2 separate regions of the Homo sapiens genome follow, and region 1 is linked to region 2. A link is a contact called in ENCODE Hi-C data. All regions are on one chromosome and are shown on one strand. The core of a region is the stretch at or near the end of the contact, and the rest is flanking DNA. Distances in the headings are between cores, read along the strand shown. Region 1 holds the start of ZNF22-AS1 (ZNF22 antisense RNA 1). Region 2 holds the start of ANTXRL (ANTXR like).

Region 1 (7,312 bases), core at 2,885-5,384, 1.3 Mb before region 2:
GGATCCCTGGGCTGAGAGTTCTTGGTGGGAGACGGACCACTGTTGTTACCGCACATGAGCCACACCTATAACTGCCTTTCTGGCACTTGGGCTGGGGATCCATGTTGCCAAACACAGACCCAAGGCAGCAGTGCTCCCTGCTGAGACAGCGTGTGTGTGTGTGTGTGTGTGTGTGTGTGTGTGTGTCTGTGTGTGTGTGCGCAAGCCAGTGGTGTGCAGGGGACAAAGACATAGGAAAATGAAACTGTCTTGCCAGGATTTTTCTCACCCCAGAAGACTCTTTTTCCTGGAATGAACCCTTCAAATACCACTGGGCTCAGGGACACACTGGTCCCTGCTGGGTAGTTTCCCAGAGATGTCCCAGCCACTAAGGGATCTGGCCTCTCTTGGGCCAGAATCCCCAGAAATATGTGCAGAAAGATGCCCAGACTGTGTCCACCCCCTGCCTCCCACACCCTTGTTCCCTTTCTCCCTTGTGTTTTGTAAATATCATGCGTGACCATTTTCAATAATTTAATTTGCATAAAAATTGCCTAGAATCCCATTTGGGAGATAGACTGTTATAGAGAGGTTAATAGGCTCTGGAGCCAGGCTTTCTGATTTCAAAGTCTGGCTTTGCCACTTACAAATGTGCATGACCTTGGGCGAGTTTCTTGCCTCAGTTTTCTCATCTGTGAAATGGGGATTCTGTGTGGAAGAAAACAAAGTGCTTTCTACTATTCTCTCACTCAGCAGCAATAATCACAAAAGACTTCTGTGACCAAACGGGGTGAGGGATTCTCCCCACACACCAACCAAGCAATCATTTCTGCAGGGACACCAGCTGGGTGTCCTCTAATTCAGTTTTGACACTATCTACTTGGAGATGGCATCACCTCCCATAGGTTGAGGGCTCAGTCCCATAAGATGGTCTCCACCCTTCCCATTAGTTACAAGCCCTGGCCTCTGGAACTTGTGAACTACCCACTTCAAGTTGGGATTCTCGTGACCCCCTCCTTGGGTTAATTTGCAAGAGCGGTTCACAGAACTCAGCGAAACACATTTCCTGGTTTATTACAAATGATATTCCAAAGGATATAGAAAAAGAAATGCATATAGTGAGGTATGAAGGAAAGGGTGCGGAGCTTCCATACTCCTTCCCCTTTGCACCCCCCGACCCCAGGTGGCACCCTCCAGTAACATCCATGTGTTCAGGTATCCAGAAGCTCTCTGAACCCAGTCCTTTGGGAGCTTTTATGGAGACTTTGTAACACAGGCATGATTGATTAATCCATCAGCCATTGGTGATCCACTTCACCTTCAGTTGCCCTCCTCCCCAGATGTTGATGGGGTGGAGCTGAAATTGCCATCCTTCTAATCCTGCTGTGGTCTTTCCAGTGACCAGCCCCATCCTGAAGCTACCCAGGGGCTGCCAGGCATCAGTCAACTCATCAGCATATAAAAAGACATCACTTTGGAGATTCTAAGGATTTTAGAAGTTGTATGTCAGGAAACGGGGAGAAGATCAACTATGTATTTCACAATATCACAGGATAATAACAATTCCTATCTCTTACGGTTGGTGGGAGGTACATTAGTCAACTTTAATGCAATAATACCACCAAGAATCTCAGTGTTACAAGAGCATTTGTTTCTCTAACATTACGTGGGACCGTTGTGGTTACATGTGAGCTTCTGTGGCTCTGCTCCATGTGTCTTATCATCCTGGTTCCTAGACTAAAGGGGCAGCCCCTACTTGGGACATGCTATTCTCAAGGCAGAGGGAAAGAGCAGAGTCCTGGCAGAAACACAATGACTTGAAGTTTCTTCTGGGATGTGATGTACCCCTTGCATCCAGTCACATGCGGTCAGCCAATTCAAATCAGTGGTCAAGTCAACATCAGTGGGACAGGCATGTGGTTCACCAGGAGGCACCGGAGTCACACCACAAAGTGCAGGGACCAAAACCAGAGAAGGTGGAGCAAACCCTCAGGAATAATCATGCCTCAGGAATCTCACGTGAGATCCTCAAATGCTGCAAACAGTGCCTGGCACACAATAAGCACTCAATAAGTGTTAACTATTATTATACTAACAGCTAGGCTGAAGGCATAAAACCCTACCTGCTTTCTCTCCCTGTCTTTTTCCCATTCTCCTTTACCCTCCTCTCCTTCATATATTTTTCTGGCTCTCCCTCCTCTCCATCCTTACTGCCCAGGACTCTGTCCACACTTAGGGACACACACCCCTTTATTTCCTGACTTTCGTCTCTCTCTTTTTAAAAAATCCATCCTCGTTTACCCAATGCTTTAGTTGACATACCTCTGGCCCTTCTATGGCTGGCCCAGTTGTTTTCAGGTATAGGAAAAAGGGATAATCCATCTTTATGTAGACATTAAAGGAGTTAGTTTTAATTAGTAACTACCTTACTAACAAAATGGCTTTTTAAAAATTATCTTTTTATTTTAGTGTACATAGAGCAGACAGTCCCAACGGGTCATGTTTGCTCCTGACGCTTTTCCTAAACCATTTCTAGATCTCTGGCCATTGCCCTTTACCCCAAACTCTCCAACCACCAGCATCAACCAACTTATAACAATTTAATAATAAAAGTAACAACGACTCTCATTTCTTCTGTGTTATACATTGTGCTAAGTGCCTTACATTACCTCATTTAATCACTGCAATAGTCCAGATACTCTCTAGATTGCGAGTGGAGCTTCTTTGTCCAGACCTCATTCAGCTTTGTGCTTTGCCATATGCAGAGACAGCTCCCTACAGAGCAGAAAGCCCCAACTTAAGAGAATGAACCTATGACTTAGTTTAGCCTCCACCAACAAACCACTGTATTACTTCAGGCAGGTCAGCCTCTCTTGCTTCAGTTTACTGATTTGCAAGACAGATATGATAATCTGTGCTTCATGAGACTATGGTGAAGATGAATAACCAGAAGATAAGATGTAAAAGTACTTTGTAAACAATAAGGCATCTTATAAATTCATTCATTCAACAGCTATTTACTGAGTGTCTGTTCCCTGCTGAGCACTGTTTTCAGCACTGCAGACACAATAAAGAACTAAAGAGACAGATCATGAGAGGCATCGGGTGCCACTGCGAGGTCCTTGGCTTTGCTCTAATAAGTTGGGAAGCCTTTGAAGGTTTTGAACAAATGAATGACATGATCTAACTTAGGTTTAAGAGGATTACTCTGGGGCCGTGAATAGACTGTAGGGCAACCCGTCTGGAAGCCAATATAATAATCCAGAAGGTGGATGAAGGTGGCTTGGTGGTTATAGCAGTGGAAGTGTTGAAAGTGGCTTGATAATGAATATATTTTAACGATGAAGCCGACAGAATTTGTGGATAAATCACAGGTGAATTTTGGATGAAAAAAAGAAGAGACAACAGTGACATCAAGGTTTTTGGCTTGAGCAACTGGAAAGATGATGGGATCTTCACCCATCCCTGGGAAGAAGACTGTTGCAAGAACAGGTTAGGTAGATATCAGGAATTCATTTGGGGGGTATGTTAGGTTTGGGATGTCCATTACACATGCAAATGCAGCTCTTGAGTAATCAGTTCGATATACAAGTCTAAAGTTCAATAACATTTATGTCCCACAGTCAGACTGGAGTTACCAATGCGGGAGTCTTCAGCATGCAGCAATAGCATTGGAAGCCAAAAGGCGGAGGAGCTCCCCAGGGAGTGGGGGAACACGGAGGTCAGCTGGTCAGATGACTGAGCACGGCCAGGATGGCTGAGGAGGAGCCTGGAAGGAATAAGAACAAAGAGAGATCATTACTAATGAGCAACAAAAGGGGTGTGTTGAAATCAGACTTTGGAGCCACAAAGAACCATTCCAATTCTGGGTCGTCCGCTTACACACGGTGAACGGAGCACATTTCTTCTCTGAGCCTTGGTTCCTTTCCTGTAAATGGAGTATAACCACTCCCATCTTGCAGGAGCTTTTTGGTGATAATTAAGGTGACTTCGTGAAAAGTACCAGGGTCTCAAAAATCTCAAAATTTGTGGAAAGTATGCAGTTTCTAGGTTGGAGAGGCTAGAGTTTGGTTTCAAAAGCCTCGACCACACACAGGGGCGGTTACAGCTCTTGAGGTCCCGGGGGTCACAGGACGCCTTCCGAGTTGGGGGGAGGAGAAAACAAAACCACAGGAAGAAACGAACAACGCTTTCGGGTGGGCCCGGGACCATAGAGGGTCGCTCCGCCACTTTCCTAGAGCGACCGCGGCGGCGCCAGAGCGCGGCGAGGCCCTCACTTCCGGCGGCGCGGGAGGCGCCCAGCGAGCCAGAGTGGTGGCTGGTCCCGCGCGGTGAGTGGGATTGGGGCACTTGGGGCGCTCGGGGCCTGCGTCGGATACTCGGGTCCGCTCGGGAGCGCGCTGGCCGCAACGAGGGCGGCGCGGGCCCGGGCGATGGCGTGGCTTGCGTCTCCCGCCTCCGGGCAGGGCCTGGCCGCCGGGCGGGGGCGGGAGGGCCACGCGGGCCCAGGGTGGGGCCGCGGCCTGCGCGGCGGGCGGGCCGGGTCAATGAGGAGCGGCCGGCGGAGTGCTGGGAACGGGAGGCTTGGACTGGGGGCCCGGGCGAGGCGCGGCCCGCGGCGGGTGGAACTGGGCGGGTGAGCAGCAGCCCCGGCCCCTTCCGTCGCTCGGAGCGTTCGAGGACTAGATACGTGGAACAAATGCTTAGGCAGCACAGGGCTGCTCTGAGCGGTTTTCAGATTCAGACTCATTGCAACTTCTAACATCTTGATGGTGTTGCCACTTTATCATTACCCTCCCCATTTTACGAGGAAACTGAGGCACATTCCAGTTAGCTGGGTGTGCAAGAACAGCAGCTTCTGTCACTCAGGTTTAACTTCGTGCTTGCCCCTGCTGGGGAGCTATGCAAAGCACGGGTCGCCGCGCTGGACTGAGCAATGGAAGATGTGGCTGCCACTAAGAGTACAGGCTCTGGAGTCAAACTGCTAGGGTCTGGGAACCCGGCCAGTGCCTTCTAGCATTGTGCCCTCGTTTCCTTAACTTAAAACGGAAATAACTGCATAAAGGTGCCAGGAGAATTAAAGAGCTAGCACAGAATCAAGTTACACAGTGTCTGGCACATACTAGTATGATTGCCTCATCCGTAGGTGGATTTGACAGTCTGAGTTTCTGACTAGATCTGACTTCCATTGTATTAAATGCGTGTGCTTTTATGTATAATGACCATTATAGTTATTAAAAAAAAAAAAAAGCAACACCAACACCATGTACCTAACACAATGTCTCCTGTGTGGTAGATGTTCTGTAAATATTTGCTTAAGTTAAGGAGTGGGTAGTCCTAACTGTAATCTTGTGTTATATGCGGCTTACTCTTACGCTGACCATAATTACAGCTGATGTAATTATTAAATATCCAGATAAAGTCCTGGACCTAAAGTCTCAATTATACAATAAGATGAAAGGAAGGCAAGAAAAATTATGTTTTTGTTTTCATTTATTTGCTTTATATGTTTGTATGCAAAGAAACCCAGAATAATTGTTTCTATTTTAAATTCCACATTCTGACACAAGATAATGAAAAATAGTTCCAATAATTTTATTGCTTTTGAAGTTCTAGATTTTCCGACATTGCCACCTATGTGGGGTTTGTAGGGGTTTTTGTTGGTTTGTTTTGGCCGTTATTTTAAATAGCCACAAGTCAGCCTTATAAATAAATAAAATCATTTGAAATTTTGAATTTTGCAGCATTTGGGTATTCTAAAAATTCCATCCTAGTTTTACATGTAAACTCATTTTCTCCCCCCTCTCCTTTTCTTGTGTCCTACCTACCATGCGTTTTCTACTCAGTTTCATTCCACTTTCTGGTAAAAGTTCTTTTGCAGTTTTTCTGTCTCCGAAAACAGTACTTTCGTTTTGGGTTTTCAACAAATTGCTTTCTTGGATCATTAGGATCTATAAAAACCAATAATAAAGCGTGTCTTCATAGACTAAGTAAACCTACCACTCCCTGTAGAGAAGTTTCAATTTTCAAAACACTTTATGCTACAGAATTAGAGCTAAACTGTCATCTAGAGCTATGGAAATCGAATGCTAAATACAGATAAACAGGAATATATCATAAAGTAGTGTAATTTGTCATTTCTTATTCATTTGGATACCTTAGGCAGTTACTAGTTAGTAGAAGTTTAACATGGAACTAAATATTAAAGCATAGTAATGTTCTGTTACACAAATTTTGATTGTCTTTTGGAGTTACTCCATTCCCATTAAGATTTACCTTATCTCCACTTTTTAGTTCTTCAAAATTATGTACTCATTTGGTAATGCTTGGAAGATTTATATTTCACCTGATCACTTTTAATTTGTCTTGTCCCAATAGACAGAAACTCCAGTGGTAAACTCAGTCAAAATTTGGTGATATTTGTTAAGCTTAAACTCTGGAATTGTTAGAATTACTTTGCAAGTATTTCCCCCAAATTTCCCCCCATATTATCTTTGTTTGCATTTATACTTTTTAAATTTAAACATGAATGCAATTTTGGTGGGTTGAAGAGATATTAAAATTGAATAGTTAACAGATATCTGTAATTTTTTTTCTGATCATCTCTAAATTTTTTTTCCTTCTACACACAGAAAATTCTGAGCTGTACACCTCTAGGAAATGAAACACTAGTTCAGAAGAAGCCTGTAAACTCTCTTACAAATACATTTGGTTATTCACCATGAGGTTAGCAAAGCCTAAAGCGGGTATTTCTCGGAGCTCAAGCCAAGGAAAGGCCTATGAGAACAAGCGCAAAACAGGCCGGCAGCGGCAGAAGTGGGGCATGACTATTCGATTTGACTCAAGCTTCAGTAGACTCAGAAGAAGCTTGGATGACAAACCCTATAAATGTACTGAATGTGAAAAGAGTTTCAGTCAGAGTTCAACTCTTTTTCAACACCAGAAGATCCATACTGGAAAGAAATCCCATAAATGTGCTGATTGTGGGAAAAGTTTCTTTCAGAGTTCTAATCTCATTCAGCATCGACGGATCCATACGGGGGAAAAGCCCTACAAATGTGATGAGTGTGGAGAAAGCTTCAAACAGAGCTCAAATCTCATTCAGCACCAGAGAATTCATACTGGAGAAAAACCCTATCAGTGTGATGAGTGTGGCCGGTGTTTCAGCCAGAGCTCCCACCTTATTCAACATCAGAGAACCCACACTGGGGAGAAACCCTACCAGTGCAGTGAATGTGGCAAATGTTTCAGTCAGAGCTCTCATCTGAGGCAGCACATGAAGGTGCATAAAGAAGAGAAGCCTCGTAAAACCCGGGGCAAAAATATCAGGGTG
Region 2 (7,951 bases), core at 1,620-4,119:
GGGCGGGGAGGGGTGGATGCAAACGATTATGGCCAAGAAGTCACCTTAGGGGAAAAACATAAGAAGAATTCTTGCTTGCAAGAGAGAAGGAAGCCTATAGGGAGAGTGAGGGGAGAGGCCGAAAGAGAGAGAAGGAAAAAGGATAAAAGAGAAATAGCCAACAAGGCGGACACAAGAAAAAGGGAGAGATGAGAGAAACAGGAGAGGACAAGGAGACAAGAAGCAGAGAGGCAAGAGACAGGGACAGCAATGGGACTCGGAAAGGACATGGGAGAGAGCTGGAGGAAGCTGACAGAGGGAAGGGAAGAACCCCCCGCCGTCAAAGGCAGGACTCAAGAACGCTGCCTTTCGTGCAAGTGAGATGGGCTCCGCTGCCCGCGCCCGCTTGTTCTCGGTCTTGGCCGACCTGAGGGTGCGTCTCTCCCGGGCTCTCCAGAGGCGCGCAGGGGGGGAAGTGCAGACGCGGCCGCCACCGCCCAGCCCAGGGCGCGGCTCTGAACTTGGCGCCAGCGCCCAGAGGCCACCAGGCCCCGCCTTCCTGGCTGCACCCGCCTTCGGGGCGGGGCTTGCGGTTGGGCGGCTCCGGCGGGTAGGGCGTCGCGGGCCAGAGAAACGGCAACCTGGGAGAAACCCCCCTATTGATCCGTTGGGCGGCCCGGCCCTCCCCCGGCTCAGCTCCCCGGAGCCACCCCCAGCTGGCTCGGACCGGGACTGGCGCCTGCGACTATGCCTGCGGGAGGGCGAGGGCGTCCTTTGGAGGCGGTTCCCTCTCACGCCGCCGCCCTCTGGCTCCTGGGCCTGCCGGGTCTCGGCGATGGGCGAGGGCTGTGCCCGGTGCCTGCGGCTCCCTCCGCGCCGTGGACCCCCGCGGCCTCCCGGCCTTCCTTACCCCGGCGGCCTGGCGGCCCCGCGAGCTTCACCTCCCCAGCATCCGAATCGCGCAGCTCCTCCCGCGAGCGCCCGCCGCCTTCGCTCCCCAGGCCCCAGCTGAGACCGCCAGGAAGGCGGGCTCCTCGACCCCAGATCATAAGAGGTGTCTGGGAACTAAGGGTGGGAGGGGGCCAGGGTAGAAAATGTCAGTTCAAGTACGTTAAAATTAAGAACTTAGGCTTTGTTTAAAAAACAATAAATGAAGTGAAAAAAACAAGCCACAGAGTAAAAGAAGATACTTGCAGCAAGTGATAAAGGATTAGTATCCAGGATATATAAAGACTGTTATTGAGTCAATGTGAAAGAGAAAAACACCTGAAGCAAAGAATGGATGCCGGCATTAAATAGGCACTTCAAAGAGGAACCATGAACGACCAAAATCAAGTGAGTAGGTGACCAGTTCCCATTAGTAATTAGGAAATAGCAAATTAAGACCACAAAGAGGGCAGTGAGGGTGGCTCACACACCTCTAATCTCAGCGCTTGGGAGTCCAGGGCCAGAGGATCCCTTGAGGCCAGGAGGTGGAGTCTAGCCTGGGAAACATAGCAAGACCCTGTCTCTACAAAAAAATAAATAAATAAAATAAGAAAAAAGTAAACCACAAGGAGATGACTTACCACCAGGCAAAAATATTAAAGTATGCTAATACCAAGTATCAAGAAGAATGAAGCAAGATAGCTCAAATATGCTTTTGAAGGAAATATACTGGGCTTCATTCATTCTGAAATACCCCTTATTTAAGATACTCTATTATATTAAATACAGTTCCAAAACAAAAGAAATCAAAGAACAAAAAACTAACCCAATACTTTTATCACTTGTAATTTGTATATTACACATATTGAAAGATATATTTTAGACTTATTAGAGAACGATTTTTAATTGGATATCACTCTTGTGCATACAAAATAAAATAAAATTGATTAAGGTGTTTCTAACAGTTACAGTCTGACTTTTCTGAGTCCTGTTTGAGTCTCACTCATTGGTGCCTACGTCTTTCCACACACTGTAACCTCTCTGCTATTCAAAGCGTTGGTCATACAGCAGTTTTGACACTGGGATGTGAACCTGTCCACATTCTTTCCCTAGAGAGGGGGCCTGTGTTCCTGCCCATTGACTCTTGGCAGCTGTGACTGCTTGGACCAATAGAGCACAGTGGAAGTGACACTGTGTGACTTCCAAGGTGATGTCATAAAAAGCTCTACAGTTTCTGCCGTGCTCACTGAAAATACTCACTCTTGGACCTCTGGGCCACCTGTAAAAGCCCAAGCACCCTGAAGCTGCCATGCTGGGAGGAAGCCCAGGTCACACGGGGAGGCTACATGCAGGGTCTCCATTCACAGTCCCAGCTGAGCCCAGGTTTTGGGCCCTCCTGCCTAGGAGCCACACTTGTGAGTGGAGCAGCCTCCAGATAATTCCAGTGCCCAATCCTTCAAGTTATGGGGCCCCAGACATGAGGAGCCCTCCTAACTCCGCCCTGAGTGCCTGATCCTCAGAACCTGTGAGCATAATAAAATGGGCCTGTTCTGTGTCCCTAAATGTAGGTGGTCTGTTACACAGCAGTAGAGAACCGGAATGTCCCTCATTCACAAAGACTCTGGCAACACTGCAGTTTCCATCTCCTTCCCGAACTGCCATCTCCTGGGGGACTTCAGTGTCACACAAATAACCTCCCATTGCCAACACTCTGGCCTCCCAGTCCTTGACCTCCTCACCCACAGCAATGTCCTCACCTAACTCACCTGGGCTAACTCTTCCAATGAACAAACAGCAGGGTCTAGTGGTTTTAAGGGACACTGTGAGGGCTGTTATAAGGGAAATGGAGGCTTCCTCTTGTAGCCCCTCCAAAGGTCCTGTGCCTCCCCCTGATGTTGTCAACATGCAGGACATTGGGAAGAGCTGCAGGTCACAAAGTCACCATGTCAACCTTCCTGTCAACCATAACAGAGAATTCTGTCCCCAGGGTGGGGGAAGGGCCAGGCAGGTAGCTGGAAGCAAGTCTCCCAGAGCCAGCTGCTGACCCTAGTCCCTGCGATCTGGGGAGGTACCTGGTGGAGGGCCATAGTGTGCACTGGTGAAAGGGCAGGAGGAGGGGTGTGGCCCCGGGCATAAGGGGAGGCGGCAAAGAAGGGGCCTGTGCTCAGCCTCTCTGGGCCCTGGCACAGGCACCCAAGAGTGAGGTGGGGTCACAGGGACAGCCAGATAATGGGGAGCCATGAGTCCCTGGGGCCCTACTTCCTGGTCTTCCTGCTGCTGCTGCTGCTTCCTCCACCGCTTTTTAGAGCAGGAAGCCTTCGGTACCATGGACCTGACTGGAGAATATTTCACCGCCTGGCCCTGGGCTCCAGGAGAGCCCACCACCACCATGGCCCAGGATGGAGGCAGCACTGGCGCCAGGGGCAAGCAGGTCACAGATGCCAGGGCTCATTTGACCTCTACTTCATCTTGGACAAGTGAGTGTCCCTTCTAGCTCTGGCCCTGGGTCACCCTCAGGAGCCACTGTCTCTTTTTCACTAGGGACAGGACACCACTCAAGGAGATGCAAGCTTCCGTCACAGAAGCAGGGCCAAACTTTGGTCAGACCAGACCTAGGCCTCCTGTTTTTCTGAGGCAGAAAGAATGCCCTGGCTTTCTTTTCCCTGGTGCTTCATCTCCTGGATGAGGAAAAAAGCCACCAAAGGGGTTCTGGACGATTCCCTACCCCTCCATCAGCTGGGTCAGCATCCTCATCCTCACGCTGCTGCAACAGATGATTGCTCGGACCTGCCTCTCAGCAGTTCTCAGATGCTCACTGCGGATGTTTGGGGTTTCTGTGTTGTTTTGCTTGTTTGTTTTTTCACGCAAATGACTTCTATTTTACTGGGCCCCACAGAGATTGCTTTGTTGCCTGTGTTGGGCATTCTAATGTCACTGCTTAGAGAAGGCCTTTGGTTGGCTGCTTCTAAGTGCCTCTTCTGCAACTTGGAGAGCCACGCGATAGTTCCTACACTTTCAGAACAGTTTGGTCTGTTTCAGGCTGGCCCTGGGGAAGCTGGGCTACGTATTAGGCACCTTCTGGCTCACCAGGAAAGAAAAGAGGCAAATGTTCAGCTTTGGAGAGATTGCCTTGGTTCCCTTTCCTGCTCCTCCTGCTGGGTGGTAATACTCTGTGCTTATTCAGTAGCAGCAGTGGTGCAATCTTCAGGAGAATGTTGCAGCACTTTCTGGCCTCCAAAGCCCTTCCCCTGCACTCCTGGCACCTCACCACAATCCTGGGCTGTGAGTAGTACAGGTATTTTTCTATCTGGTTCCTGGACAAGGGTGGCTCCTGGAGGTTGGGGAAGCATCCAGAGACAGCTAGTGTGACAAGACTCCGGCTTCCTGTGCTGCACACTTTCCAGCATCGCAGGTTGAAATTCCTCTGATTTTTCTCATTCCTCCTGGATACTAATGGTTAGGGGACGTGTACCCCAGCCCACCAATTCCCATGGTTTCTGACTGTTCTGCTACTCTTGGGGAAGGAGCAACTCAGTTCTGGAGACAGGCAGAGTCCACTCACTAGCCACATAGTCTTGGGCAAGTTGCTTCATCATTCTGTGCCTTCGTGTCCCCCATCTGTAAAAAGGGTATCTTCATTTTCACCTTGCCAAGTGTGATGAGGATGAAGGGAGAATTTGCAGGTCAGAGGCGATGACAGAGGATGGGGATGAAGGGACCTGCCAGGCAAGGCAGAGCCACAGGCTAGAAACTCACAGGAACTGCAGAGGCCCTGATGTAATCCCAGACAGACTGGATGAGGGGGAATGCAGAGGGAGTGCCTAGAGTGGATGTAAAGGGAGCAGACAAAAGCAACCTTAATGAGTCTTCCTAACAAGGCTGGGGGTAAAGGGCATTGCCCCATTCTAAGGAGGAGGCAATGAGCCAGGTCATGGCCAGGGAATGACCCACCACAGCCTCCAGATAGACCATGGTGCTGAATTGAAACTCTGGATTTTGTGACTCCAAAGCCCATCCAAAGACCACGCAGCTGGGCGGGACCCTGAGAAACTTGCGGTAATCCTCCAGGCAGAAACAACATCTACTGCCTGCAGGCAGGCTCTTTGGTCATTAGCGTCCAGCTTATTCATGAGACTCATTATTCACTTGTTCATTGATTGGATTGAGCTGGAAGAAAATGAATCAGCCTCCCATGCGCTCCTATTCTTGGCCAGGTGACATTTGAGGGCTCTAAGTGGGAATGACCCCTTGTATTTTTTGAGTAATTTTTTAATTGTGGGAAAACATACATAACAAAAATTTACCATTTTTAAGTGTACAATTCAGCGGCATTAAGTACATTCACAGTGTTGTGCAATCACCACCATCCATCTCCAGAAATGTTTCATCATTGCGTATTGAAACTCTATTCTCAGCCGGGAGCAGTAGCTCCCTCCTGTAATCCCAGCAATTTGGGAGCCAAGGCAAGAGGATCGCTTGAGTCTAGGAGTTCAAGATCAGCCTGGGAAACATGCAAAATCCTGTCCATACAAAACATACAAAAATTAGCCAGGCATGGTGATGTGTGCCTCCACTCCCAGCTACTCAGCCTGAGCTGAGGCAGGAGGATCGCTTGAGCCTGAGAGGTCAAGACTGCTGTGTGTCAAGATTACACCACTGCACTCCATCCTGGGCGACAGAGTGAGACCCTGTCTCAAACCCCATCCCCATCAAAACCCAAAAAACTTCTATTTCCATTAAACAATAACTCCCCATTCCTCCCTTCCCCAAGCCCTAGTGACCTTTAGTGTATTTTCTCTATCTATGAGTTTGCCTATTGTAGGTACTTCATGTAAGGGGAGTCACACAATGTAATCAAGCAAACATATAATATTTGGCCTTTTCTGTCTGACCTTTTTCACTTAGCATAATGTTTTCAAGTTTATCCCATGTTGTCGCATCCATCAGAATTTCATCCCTTTTATGGCTGAATAATATTTCTCTGTATGTATATGTACCACATTTTCTTTATCTTTTTTTTTTTTTTTTTTGAGTTGGAGTATTCTGCTGCCTGGCTGGAGTTCAGCGGCGCGATCTCGGCTCATTGCAACCTCCACCTCCCAGTTTCAAGCGATTCTCCCTGCATCAGCCTCCTGAGTAGCTGGGACTACAGGGGCATGCCACCACGCCAGGCTAATTTTTGTATTTTTTAGTACATACAGGGTTTCACCATATTGGACAGGTTGGTCTTGAACTCCTGACCTCGTGATTCCCCGGCCTTGGCCTTCCAAAGCGCTGGGATTCCAAGCGTGAGCCACCTCGCCCGGCCTGTTTATCTTTTCGTCTGTTGATGGACACTTGGGTTGCTTCTGCCATTTGGCAATTGTGAATAATGCTGCTATGAACGCTGGTGTATACGTATCTCTTGGAGTCCCTACTCTCACTTCTTTTTGGTATATGCCAGGGAGTGCAATTGATGGATCCTATGGTGATCCTATGTTTAGCTTTCTGAGGAAATGCCAAGCTGTTTCCCACAGTGATTGCACCATTTTGCATTCCCACCAACAAAAGCCCAACATTTGCTATTTTCTGGTTTTTGATAATAGTCACCCCAATGGGTGTGAAGTTGTATCTCCTTGAGGCTTTCATTGGCATTTCCCTAGTGACTAGTGATGTGGAGCATCTTTTCATGTGCTTATTGGCCATTTGCATATCTTCTTTGAGGAAATGTCTATTCAAATCCTTTGCCCATTTTTTTTGTTGCATTTTTTTGTTGTTTCTTTTTCGTTGTTGTTGTAGGAGTTCTTTGTATATTCTGGATATTAATCCCTTATCAGGTATATGAGTTGTAAATATTTCCTCCCATTCTGCAGGTTGTCTTTTCACTCCTTTGGTAGTGTCCTTTGATGCACAAAAGTTTTTAATCTGGATACAGTCTCAACTTTTCTATTTTTAATTTTGTTGCCTGTGTTTTTGGTGCCATATCCAAAAAAATCCCCAAATCTAATGTCATAAAAGTTATGTTTTCTACTAAGAGCTTAAAAGTTTTAGCCTTTACATTTAGGTCTTTGACCCATTTTGAGTGAATTTCTGTAATGGTTTACAGAAGGGTCCAACTTCATTCTTTTGCACATAGACATCCAATTTTCCCTGCACCATTTCTTGAAACTACTGTTCTTTCCCACACTGAGTGTTCTTAGCACACTGGTTGGAAATCGTTTGACCACAGACATGACAGGTTATTTCTGAGCTCTCTGTTCTGTTCATTGCTCTACATGTCAGTCCTTACATCAGTGCCATAATAGTTTGATTACTGTAGCTTTGTAATAAATTCTGAAATCAGGAAATGTGTATCCTCAATCTTGTTCTTCTTTTTCAGATTTTTTTTTTTGCTGTATGACTAATGTCCCTTGAAATTCCATATGAAATCTAGTGCAAATTTTTTTATTTCTGCAAAAAATGCTGTAGAGATTTTGATACAGATTACATTGTTATCTTAACAATATTATTATTGTGCCTTCTGATTCATAAGCATGCAATATCTTTCCATTTATTGTGTCTTTAAATTCTTTCAGCAATGTTCTATAGTTTTCAGTACACATTTCTTTAGCTTCCTTGTTTAAATTTATTCTTAAGTATTTTGTTCTGTTTGATGCTATCATAAATGAAACTTTTTTGGTTGATTTTCTATATTTGGATTGTTCACTGGGGGCTTTTCCAACCAGTACATTCTCTCCCATTTCCACTCTACACAGTGCCCCACCTAACCTGATCAGCCACCTGGATGGCAACAAAAGCCCCACATCCCAGGAAGCTCCTCAGTCCCAGGCAGATGGGGCTGGGTGGTCACCTTATGCTGACCACTCAACTGGTGAAACTCATGACCTCGGATGATCCAGTGGCCACTGGGGGTGTACCCCAGCCTCAGCTGTGCTGGGGTCAGGAGAGCTTGTTAAGAGCCTGCTGGGAGGCTGGGGGCGGGGCAGACACTTGCCCATCGGAGAGATGCACTCATCTCCCTGACCCACATCTCCTTTTGTTTTAGGTCTGGCAGCGTGAACAATAA

Evidence for each region. A loop is a pair of places that touch in the nucleus more often than their neighbours do. Pooled maps may share reads with other maps.
Region 1: a loop to region 2 is called in a map of CD8-positive, alpha-beta T cell, with 4 times the contacts of the local background. The contact joins the promoter of ZNF22-AS1 here to the promoter of ANTXRL in region 2. A Hi-C loop is called at or near these places in 1 of 168 maps with a recorded cell type or tissue (CD8-positive, alpha-beta T cell), 1 of 37 single-sample maps with no recorded cell type and 10 of 50 pooled maps.

What each region holds. Positions count from the first base shown.
Region 1 is chr10:44,996,669-45,003,980 of GRCh38, forward strand. ZNF22-AS1 (ZNF22 antisense RNA 1) reads right to left here and starts at 4,135. Exons shown (of 4, transcript NR_126421.2): 1 at 3,862-4,135; 2 at 3,618-3,748; 3 at 2,649-2,754. ZNF22 (zinc finger protein 22) reads left to right here and starts at 4,255. Exons shown (of 2, transcript NM_006963.5): 1 at 4,255-4,310; 2 at 6,612-7,312. The coding sequence starts at 6,701. It overlaps LOC124902530, which reads left to right. Exons shown (of 3, transcript XM_047426129.1): 3 at 4,112-5,715. The coding sequence ends at 4,741. RefSeq lists a silencer at 4,295-4,644 and an enhancer at 4,371-4,871.
Region 2 is chr10:46,284,128-46,292,078 of GRCh38, forward strand. ANTXRL (ANTXR like) reads left to right here and starts at 2,870. Exons shown (of 17, transcript NM_001278688.3): 1 at 2,870-3,383; 2 at 7,931-7,951. The coding sequence starts at 3,136. LOC105378577 (a long non-coding RNA gene) reads left to right here and starts at 723. Exons shown (of 1, transcript NR_160731.1): 1 at 723-1,870. RefSeq lists a silencer at 424-913.